2 separate regions of the Homo sapiens genome follow, and region 1 is linked to region 2. The links are chromatin loops, found by intact Hi-C in ENCODE. Cell type or tissue: PC-3. All regions are shown on one strand. Links, peaks and the distances in the headings refer to the core of each region. The heading gives the core; the rest is flanking DNA.

What was found. Peaks named below come from ENCODE experiments on the same cell type or tissue, not always from the same donor. Only the 100,000 strongest peaks of a DNase experiment are listed, where the experiment ranks them.
Region 1: a loop joins it to region 2, with 10 times the contacts of the local background. A loop is called at or near these places in 1 of 110 quality-filtered maps.

What each region holds. Positions count from the first base shown.
Region 1 is chr1:186,913,308-186,918,693 of GRCh38, reverse strand. All of the region lies in intron 7 of PLA2G4A (phospholipase A2 group IVA), which reads right to left. Among named protein-coding and RNA genes, the nearest start is that of PLA2G4A, 87 kb to the right of the region's middle. In PC-3, for the core only: CTCF peaks have their summits at 1,392 and 2,951; no DNase peak of the experiment used is centred there.
Region 2 is chr1:186,804,187-186,809,572 of GRCh38, reverse strand. No RefSeq gene overlaps it. Among named protein-coding and RNA genes, the nearest start is that of PLA2G4A, 22 kb to the left of the region's middle. In PC-3, for the core only: a CTCF peak has its summit at 2,884 (motif pointing right); a DNase peak (open chromatin) is centred at 2,902; H3K27ac peaks cover 415 bases.

The DNA of each region.
Region 1 (5,386 bases), core at 150-5,149, 110 kb before region 2:
CTGTGTAGAGGTGTTGGACTCAGTCTATTCTAGCAGACCTGACCTTCGGGACCAGCCATGGGCATCATCAGTAGACTGGGAGTTATACATGGACGGGAGCAGCTTCATCAACTCACAAGGAGAAAGATGTGCAGGATATGCGGTGGTAACTTTGGATGCTGTCATTAAAGCCAAACTGTGGCTACAGGGCACTTCAGCCCAGAAGGCTGAGCTCATTGCTTTAACTCGGGCTGTAGAACTCAGTGAAGGTAAGACTGTAAACATCTACACTGACTCTGGATATGCCTCTCTAACCCTCCAAGTGCATGGAGCATTATATAAGGAAAAGGGCCTGTTAAACTCTGGGGGAAAGGACATAAAATATCAACAGTAAATTCTACAATTATTAGAGGCAGTGTGGAAACCTCAGAAGGTGGCAGTCATGCACTGCAGGGGACACCAGCGAGCCTCCACCTCAGTGGCCTTAAGAAACTCTCGACCTGATTCAGAAGCTCAAAAAGCAGCATCTACCCCTTACTGGGCATCGATAGCAGCCCCCTTACTCCCTCAAACACCTGACCTGGTACATACCTATTCTAAGGAAGAAAAAGACTTCTTCCACCCAGACAGGGGGCAAGTAATAAAAGGAGGATGAATCAGACTGCCAGATGGGAGGGTAGCTGTGCTGCAGTTGCTGGGAGCCACAGTCGTATTGGCCATGCACGAAACCACTCACCTAGGGCAAGAGTCACTTGAAGAATTGTTAGGCCGGTACTTCTACGTCTCACACTTGCCAGCCTTTGCCAAAGCAGTAGCACAACTGTGCATTACATGCCGACAGCACAATGCGAGGCAAAGCCCCACTGTTTCGCCCCACATACAAGCTTATGGAGCAGCTCCTTTTGAGGATCTTCAGGTGGATTTCACAGAAATGCCAAAATGTGGAGGTAACAAGTATTTGCTGGTTCTTACGTGTACTTACTCTGGGTGGGTGGAGGCTTATCCAACACGAACTGAAAAGCCCTACAAGGTAACCCATGTGCTTCTCCAAGATCTTATTCCTAGGTTTGGACTGCCCTTATGAATCAGCTCAGATAACGGGCCGGCATTTGTGGCTCACTTGGTACGGAAGACAGCAAAGGCATTAGGAATCACTTGGAAGCTACATACCGCCTACTGACCTCAGAGTTCCGGAAAGGTGGAGCGAATGAATCGGACTATCAAAAATAGTTTAGGGAAAGTATGTCAGGAAACAGGATTAAAGTGGATACAGGCCCTTCCTATGGTATTGTTTAAAATTAGATGCACTCCTTCTAAGAAAACAGGATACTCCCCTTAAGAAATACTGTATCATAGGCCTCCTCCTATACTAGGAGAGCTTCCAGGCACTTCCCAAGAGTTAGGTGAATTGAATTACAGCGACAGCTACAGGCTTTAGGAAAAATTACACAAACAATCTCAACTTGGGTAAATGAGAGGTGTCCCATCAGCTTATTCTCCCCAGTTCACCCTTTCTCTCCAGGTGATCGCGTATGAATCAAGGACTGGAATGTAGCCCCTTTGCGGCCACGGTGGAAAGGACCTCAGACCATCATCCTGAACACCCCCACAGCTGTAAAGGTAGAAGGAATCCCACCCTGGATCCACCACAGCCGTGTGAAACCTGCAGCCGCTGAAACCTGGAAGGCAAAACCGAGCCCGGACAACCCCTGCAAAGTGACTCTGAGGAGGACGACAAGCCCTGCTCCAGTCACACCCAGAAGCTGACTGGTCTATGCACAGCCGAAGCATGAGGAAAATTATCATGGGATTCATTTTCCTTATAATTTGGACTTGTATAGTAGACACTTCCACTGATTTTCCCTGCATGGAGGACTGCTCTCAGTGTATACATCAGGTTACCGAGGTAGGGCAACAAGTTAAAACAATTATTCTGTTCTATAGTTACTATGAATGCCTAGGAACTTTAAAAGGAACATGTTTATATAATGACACTCAGTACAGGTATGTAGCCCAGGAAACGACAGACCAGATGTGTGTTATGACCCCTCTGAGCCTCCCATGTCCACTGTTTTTGAAATAAGATTAAGGACTGAAGACTGGTGGGGACTCATAAATGATACAAGTAAAGTATTAGCCAGAACAGAAGAAAAAGGGGTGCCCAAACGCATAATCTTGAAATTTGATGCCTGTGCTATCATTAATAGCAATAAGCTAGGAAGGGGATGTGGCCATTTTAGTTGGGAAAAAGGCTATATGACCAAAAATAAGTACATTTGTCATGAATTAGGACTGTGTGGAAATGAATGTGGATACTGGTCTTGTGTCATTTGGGCCACTTGGATAAAAAAATGAAAAGGATCCAGTCCACCTTCAGAAAGGAAAGAATGACCCTTCCTGTACTAAGGGACAATGTAACCCCTTAGAGCTAGTGATAACCAATCCCCTTAATCCTCACTGGAAAAAAGGGGAGCGTGTGACCTTAGGAATCGACAGGGCCAGACTGGATCCTCGAGTAAATATCTTGGTTCGAGGAGGAGAAGTTTACGAACGCTCTCCTGAGCCAGTGTTTCAAACTTTCTATGATGAACTAAATGTGCCAGTACCAGAAATTCCAGGAAAAACAAGAAATTTGTTTTTGCAACTAGCCGAGTGTGTAGCCCAGCCTCTCAATGTCACTTCATGTTATGTCTGTGGAGGAACCGTAACAGGATATCAATGGCCATGGAAAGCCCGAGAATTAGTACCTGTAGACCCAGTTCCTGATGAATTCCTGGCTCAAAAGAATTACCCTGATAATTTCTGGGTCCTAAAACCCTCAATTACTGGACAATATTGCATAGCTAGAGAAGGAAAAAAATTCACTCACCCCGTAGGATGACTTAGTTGTCTGGGACAGAAACTGTATAATGGTACCACAAAAACAGTCACTTGGTGGAGCTCAAATCACACAGAGAGGAATCCATTTAGTAAATTTCCAAAGCTGCAAATCGTGTGGACCCACCCGGAGTCCCACTGGGACTGGACAGCCCCCACGGCATTATACTGGATATGTGGGCATACAGCTTCCAATAATACAACTACCAGTGGGCAGGTAGTTGTGTTATTGAAACTATTAAACCATCTTTCTTCCTACTGCCCATAAAAACAGGCAAATTCCTGGGCTTCCCTGTCTATGCTTTCCGTGAAAAGAGAAGCATAGCTATAAAAAATTAGAAAGATAATGAATGGCCCCCTGAGAGAATCATACAATATTATGGGCCTGCTACTTGGGCACAAGTTGGCTCGTGGGGATACTGGACCCCCATTTACATGATCAACCGAATCATACAGTTACAAGCTGTCTTAGAAATAATCACTAATAAAACCGGCAGAGCCTTGACTATTCTGGCCCGGCAAGAAACTCAGATGAGAAATGCTATCTGTCAAAATAGATTGGCCCTTGACTACTTGCTAGCAGCTGAAGGAGGGGTCTGTGGGAAATTTAACCTTACTAATTGCTGTCTACACATAGATGATCAAGGGCAAGTAGTTGAAGACATAGTTAGAGATATGACAAAACTGGCACACATGCCCGTGCAAGTGTGGCATGGATTTGATCCTGGGGCCATGTTTGGAAAATGGTTCCCAGCACTAGGAGGATTTAAAACTCTTATAATAAGAGTTATAATAGTAATAGGAACCTGCTTACTGCTCCCTTGTTTGCTACCTGTACTTCTTCAAATGATAAAAAGCTTCATCGCTACTTTAGTTCACCAAAATGCTTCAGCACAAGTGTACTATATGAATCACTATTGATCCGTCTTGCAAGAAGACATGGGTAGTAAAAATGAAAGTGAGAACTCCCACTATTGAGTGAGAGTCTCAAATGGGGAGGATATAAGGGAGGAGACCACCCCTCATATTGTCTTATGCCCAATTTCTACCTCCAAAGAAAGAAGAAGTAAAAACTAAAAGGCAGAAATGAAATCCACAAGCAGACAGCCCAGCACCACACCCTGGGCCTGGTAGTTAAACATCAACCCCTGACCTAATCAGTTATGTTATCTATAGATTACAGATATTGCATAGAAAAGCACTGTGAAAATCCCTGTCCTATTCTGTTCTGTTCTAATTACTGGTGCATGCAGCCCCCAGTCATGTACCCCCTGCTTGCTCAAATGATCACGACCCTCTCAAGCTGACCCCCTTAGAGTTGTGAGCCCTTAAAAGGGATAGGAATTACTCACTCAGGGAGCTCGGCTCTTGAGACAGGAGTCTTGCCGATGCTCCCGGCCAAACAAACCCCTTCCTTCTTTAACTCGGTGTCTGAGGGGTTTTTGTCTGTGGCTTGTCCTGCTACACTAGCACTTTGGCAGGCAGAGGTGGAAGTGTTGCTTGAGCTCAGGAGTTTGAGACCAACCTGGGCAATATAGCAAGATCCCCATCTCTAGAAAGAAAAAAACATATATATATAAATTTTCTGGGTGTAGTGGCATGCACGCATAGTCCTGGCTACTTAGGAGACTGAGGCAAGAGGATCACTTAAGCCCAGGAGTTTGATGATGCAGTGAGCTATGATTGTGCTACTGCACTCCTGCCTGGGCAACAAAGCAAAACCCTGTCTCAAAAAAAAAACACAAAAAAACAAAACAAAACAAAAGATGCAGGATTGAAGAGAAGCCTCTCTTTTTAAAATAAACTTTAATGAAGGTTTCCTTAGTTTCCTTTAAGCAAAAATTCCCCTTAAGCAGCATCTCATCTTAGAGTCTGCTCCCATAACAACACAAGTCACTATAGCATCAGTAGGTTGGCTTTTGAACCCTACCCCCACCTAAAACATATTTGCAAATCTGCAACCACATGTGGGACAGGGGTGATCATTTGGCTCCCTTACTCAGAATTTATGTCTCATTTCCAACTGTATCCTGCCCTTAATTTGCAATAATCTCAAATTCCTACAAGAATGAATTCCAAGAAATTAATTTATTTATGAAATTATTTTATGAAAAACTTAATGAAATTAATTCCTACGAGAAATAATTCAAGAGTGTACAAGACTATGCACATATATGTTTACTTATGTATTTAAAATATTATTTTTATGAAAATAAATTATATTCATTTGACATATTCAATTAACAAGAAAGCTCAACTAAATAAATAAGTAAATAATTACCTGATACGTCACTAACAAGAAACTTCATTATCATTTGATGAGCATCATTGTGGCAATTAATCTTTGTAGATTTCAGATAGAAAGATGGACAGATATATAAAGAGAGAAATAGATAAGCAGATTAGATAGGTGATTGATGGATACATAGATGAAATAAATGAATGGATAGATAGCCAAAAAGTAGATTTTAAGATATATGATTGAGTAATAAAGGATATTACATTTTACTGGAATTTAAGGAAAGAAAAA
Region 2 (5,386 bases), core at 150-5,149:
ATTGTGGAAGTCAGTGTGGCGATTCCTCAGGGATCTACAACTAGAAATACCATTTGACCCAGCCATCCCATTACTGGGTATATACCCAAAGGATTATAAATCATGCTGCTATAAAGACACATGCACACGTATGTTTATTTCGGCACTATTCACAATAGCAAAGACTTGGAACCAAGCCAAATGTCCAATAATGATAGACTGGATTAAGAAAATGTGGCACATATACACTACGGAATACTATGCAGCCATAAAAAATGATGAGTTCATGTCCTTTGTAGGGACATGGATGAAGCTGGAAACCATCATTCTCAGCAAACTATCGCAAGGACAAAAAACCAGACACCACATGTTCTCACTCATAGGTGGGAATTGAACAATGAGAACACATGGTCACAGGAAGGGAAACATCACACACCGGGGCCTGTTGTGGGGTGGGGGAAGAGGGGAGGGATAGCATTAGGAGATATACCTAATGCTGAATGACGAGTTAATGGGTGCAGCACACCAACATGGCACATGTATACATATGTAACAAACCTGCACATTGTGCACATGTACCCTAAAACTTAAAGTATAATAATAATAAAATTTTTTAAAAAAGAAAAACATTGGTTCGTTTAGTTATGTAACTCTTTAAAATATTGACATATTTCATTTATTTCAGGTTCTTTTGTTTTCTGTCTCTGCTGCTTGAATAAGAGAAATTACACATTTTATTACAGAAAATGAAACATCATGTTTGATAATATCACTACTAGTTTCATCAGGAAAGTCTTTAAGTATTTAAAAACTATCAAGACCATAGTGGAAGATATTGGAATATTGGAAGTTTCTCAATATTCTAACTTTCATGTGAAACCTCAAATGTTATTATTGGCAACAAATCCTGTTAGTTGTTTCCTTGAGGTGACAACAGACTCATTCCATTATTTTTTGAGAAAATGTCTGCCAAATACTAAAGTCTAAATAACCATAGTTTGTCTGTCACTTGGTCTTTCAAAATGGTATTTCATAAAAGATGGCTCACAGCTCAATTACATACATGCTTTTCCTAAAAACAGCACCATGCTTTAGTGTGACGCAAGTGTTTCATGCATTCTTCCCTTCCATCACACAGAATATTAAAAAGATATGTACTCAACAGTTGGGATTTAATAATGTTACTAATTTTTAGTAGTTCTCAAGGGCATTTTTTTTCTTTCTTTCGTTTTTTATGTTTGTTTGTTTTGTTTTGTTTCAGACAGGGTCTTGCTTTGTTGCCCAGGCTGACTTCTGGACTGCAGTGTCACAATCACAGCCCACTGCAGCCCTCAAACTCCTGGGCTATGGGTGCACACTACCAGGCCCAGCTAAATTAAAAAATATATATATAGATATAAGGTCTCACTATGTTGCTCAGGCTGGTTTCAATCTCCTGGGCTCAAGCGATCCTCCCACCTCAGCCTCCCCAAAGTGCTGGGATTACAGGCGTGAGCCACCATGGCTGGCTCTCACGAGCATCCTATTCTTTTCTTTTAATTGATATTGTGTGGTGGTAAATATGCAATGACTACTAAAACTGGCACCAGTACTTCTAATAAAGAGTCCAGTGACTACTAGCGATGGTAAATAATGATGGCAAGGCAAATAATACCTAAATATTATGAAGATATTTTGCCTTATGAACCTCCTGATAAGATTTTGCAGACTGCCCAGGTATCCACGTGTCACCTTCTTAGAACTACTGCTTTAGAGCCTTCTGATGATAGCTAATGCTTATGGTCCCTTCCCATGTGCCAGCTGCTACTCCAAGTGCTGAGTTACTTTATCTGAGTAAGTGCCGAGATACTTAATCTGAATTTAGCATCTCTTTTTCTTTGATAAGAAACATGAATGTGTCCCAAATGAAGGAAGAGAGAATAGAGGAGGGACTATAATATTAAAATATTTTTCAACAGAATACATTGAATAAATGGCTTTCAGTAACTTGAGATCTAAAATATTTACTTTTAAATGATATGCACTGGCAATCTATAATAAAGTCAACATTTTTGTGGGACTTTAACACAAATTCCTCAATTGGCAAAGAAATTTACCAAAAATTTTAGCAAAAATTATTCCTACTTGGCGATATAGCACTTTTAGGAAGATCTGGTTCCTATTCTCAAGTTTATGTAAACTTAGAATCAAATTGTAGCTCCAGCTTTGCCACTTTCTTCAAGTGTTGCGTAATGCAAATCACTAAGTTTTAGGAGCTTTAGAGAATTAACACAAGAATTTAAAAGGACAGAAAATGATCTCACATCTTTGTCCATTAGAAGACCCAAAGCTGGATCAAATTCTAAGCCAACAGTTATCAGAAATGCTATTGGGTCTGACGTTCCCTTCTGGAAGCGGCCAGAAAGAGACCACTTTTGGTCTTTGGTCCCTACTTATAGGCATTGGAAAAATAGAAAAGGCTCTTAGATTCTCTAGAGACGTGAGTGTATACCAACCCCACTAATCTGACTGTCAAAACAATAAACAAAAACCCAACAAATAAAAAACGAATTTCACTGTATTTAGCATATATCATTTCATCTATCTTGTTTACTAACCTTAGTTTCTGTGTCTGTAAAATTGATCTAATATAATTGGCCTAAATAATTTAGTATAATCCAAGACTGACGACATAATTCCAAGACAACACATTCATTACTGGAATTGCTTTGATGTTATAAAAGCTAAGAGTAAAAGATAAGAATGGGCCAACTTCTCAAACCAACTTCTAAGCTTTCCTGAAATTACCAATTTTCCTTGTAATCTGAGATGAAGAAACATAGCATATCATCAGTCATAATAACTGATGGAAAAGGCCTGGAGACTTGGGAGTAAATGCTCAAGGATAACGACATAGCATTCTCCCGCAGGTCAGCAGGGGGTGTCACATCACCAGCCTTTGTGTTGTCGTCCAATAAGCTCCTATAGCTGTAGAAGAGATCTTTAAATAAAGCATTCAAATGAAACATCCACAGCAGCTCTTCTCACTAGTTTCCTCCATTCACTTAATGTGTTATTTTGACTTTCAGGCTTCTCTTCCCAGAAGTCTGCAGAAAAGTAATATATTACTACATACACATTTCAAATTCTCAGCTTATATTTTATGAGTATGTCTTTATCACTATCGAAAAAAATCAACCCATTTTGAAATAAGATTGAATCAGATTTCTCATGCTTTTCAAAAGAAACAGAAAACTATCTGCTCAAAAATAAACAAAACTATAGAATTTTTCACATGACAAGGAACATATAGGCTAAATGCGGTGGCTCACAACTGTAATCCCAGCACTTTGGGAGGCTGAAGCAGGAGGATTGCTTAAGCTCAGGATTTCTCAGCTGCAATGAGCCATAATGCACCACTGAACTCCAGCCTGGGCGACATATAATTATATATTTGTCCATAATGCAACTACTTTTAAAAGTAGTTCACACTGCTGCCTCTTGATTACCTACCTACACATCCAAACCCCTTGTGGTATTTTAAAATCCAGTATGCATATGGAACACACATAGCAGTGGAGATTTTTAGTGTCCTTGCATGCCCTTGAGAAAATACTGCGTAATAACCATGTCCCACCTTGAAACTGAAGTTTCAATAGTATTTACAGCATAGTTCATTAGGTTTCTGAATACCCTATTCAGTTATTTCAAAGCTTGTCCATGGTTAAAGAATAACAACATGACTATTTCCCTTTCCCCAAGGGAATTGTTTAAATTGCAATATCCTGTTTGGGGGATCTAGGACATTGACACCCATACTGAATAGCAAGCTTGTCCAACCAGCAGGCTGCCAACTTTGAATGTGGCCCTACACAAATTCGTAAACTTTCTTAAAACATTCTGAGATTTTTTTTTTTGCGATTTTTTTTAGCTCATCAGCTATCATTAGTATTAGCGTATTTTATGTGTGGCCCAACACAATTCTTCCTCTTCTAATGTAATCCAGGGAAGCCAAAAGATTCGACATCCCTGCTGAAAAGTAAAACCTCACTCTCTCAAAGTTGTAGTCTGGCTCTATTGTTCTAAATGGGGTCTCCTATGAGCTTTCAAAAATACTTCGATTTATAGACTGTTTTGAAATATAAATATATATATATATATATGACTTATTAGTTTCCAGTACATCTGGCTTATTAGTTTCCAGCATCAAGATGCCAGTAAGTTCTTATACTCATAGTTTATACCATGGTTTAAGCAGTATTATCTCAGAAGAACCAGACACAAACCAATTTTTTCTTTAGAAAATAATGACAATCAGTATGAATCAAAATAATCGAATTTGAAGTTTGGATGTTTGTCTTCAGGATCTCCAACTTCTTCATTATTATCTCTTCTCCTTCAGTAGCACCTATTCTTTCTTCTAGTGCTCACTAGGAAAACATTTTCTAATTCTATCCCTCCCTAAAGAAAGAGTAGGTTTAAAAAAAAGTGAATATGGACAGGTACTCATTTACAGCAACCTTTTAACTTCTATGAGTTACCAATTTAACATACAGATAGTCCCTTCTTTGAAAAGTAATTATAGGCCATAAAAAGCAGAATGTAAAGGGAGTAGGACGAAATAAGTCAAATACTGCTACAAAAGTTATGTCTAGGCCAATGCTTTCCTTCTCTCTATCTGCCACTGCTACCTCTTCTTTTCCAAGAACTTCAGATAGCTGGGATCCAAAGTCTACTCTCATTAAAAACACTCCCATGTCTGATCTGTGCTTCCTCCTTGAAGAGTCATATACTCTGATTTACAGAATAGTATCGTATTCTGTTTGGTAAGTGGTGAGGAGCTGGACCAGTTGGTGTTAGTAGGAATAAAGAAAAAGGGAACGTAATCTAATACAACTAAGGACGTAAAACCCGTGAGACTGGGAAACTGAATATGGAAGGTAGGAAGAAGAGAGAACTCTGGAAAAAATGTCTGAGTTTCCAGGTATATTTGCTTTCTGGGTAAATTTCTGCATATTTTTGTACCTGAGTTATACCAAGTATTCAATATGTACTTTGATTAAAGGATGAGTAGATGAATGGATGGATGGATGGATGGATGGATGGATGGATAGATTAATAGGGGTTAATTGTGACACCTTACACAGAGACATTAGACTTCAAATTAGAGGGAATGTACACAGATTTATTGCACAGATAAGATACTATCATTTGGTTCATCTAATTTTCATTCATACTCTCTAGCTACCCTCCACACTTGTTTAGGAAATTCTGATGTCCATATTCCTGGATTCATACCTTTTACTCTAAGCCAACAGCCTGAAAATGTTATCACACTTATTGGTATATTTTTAAAATTATCTCATGTTTTTCTTGCTCCTGGCAGACAAGATTTTATTTAGTTGATGACTTTTAACTTGTACTTTTT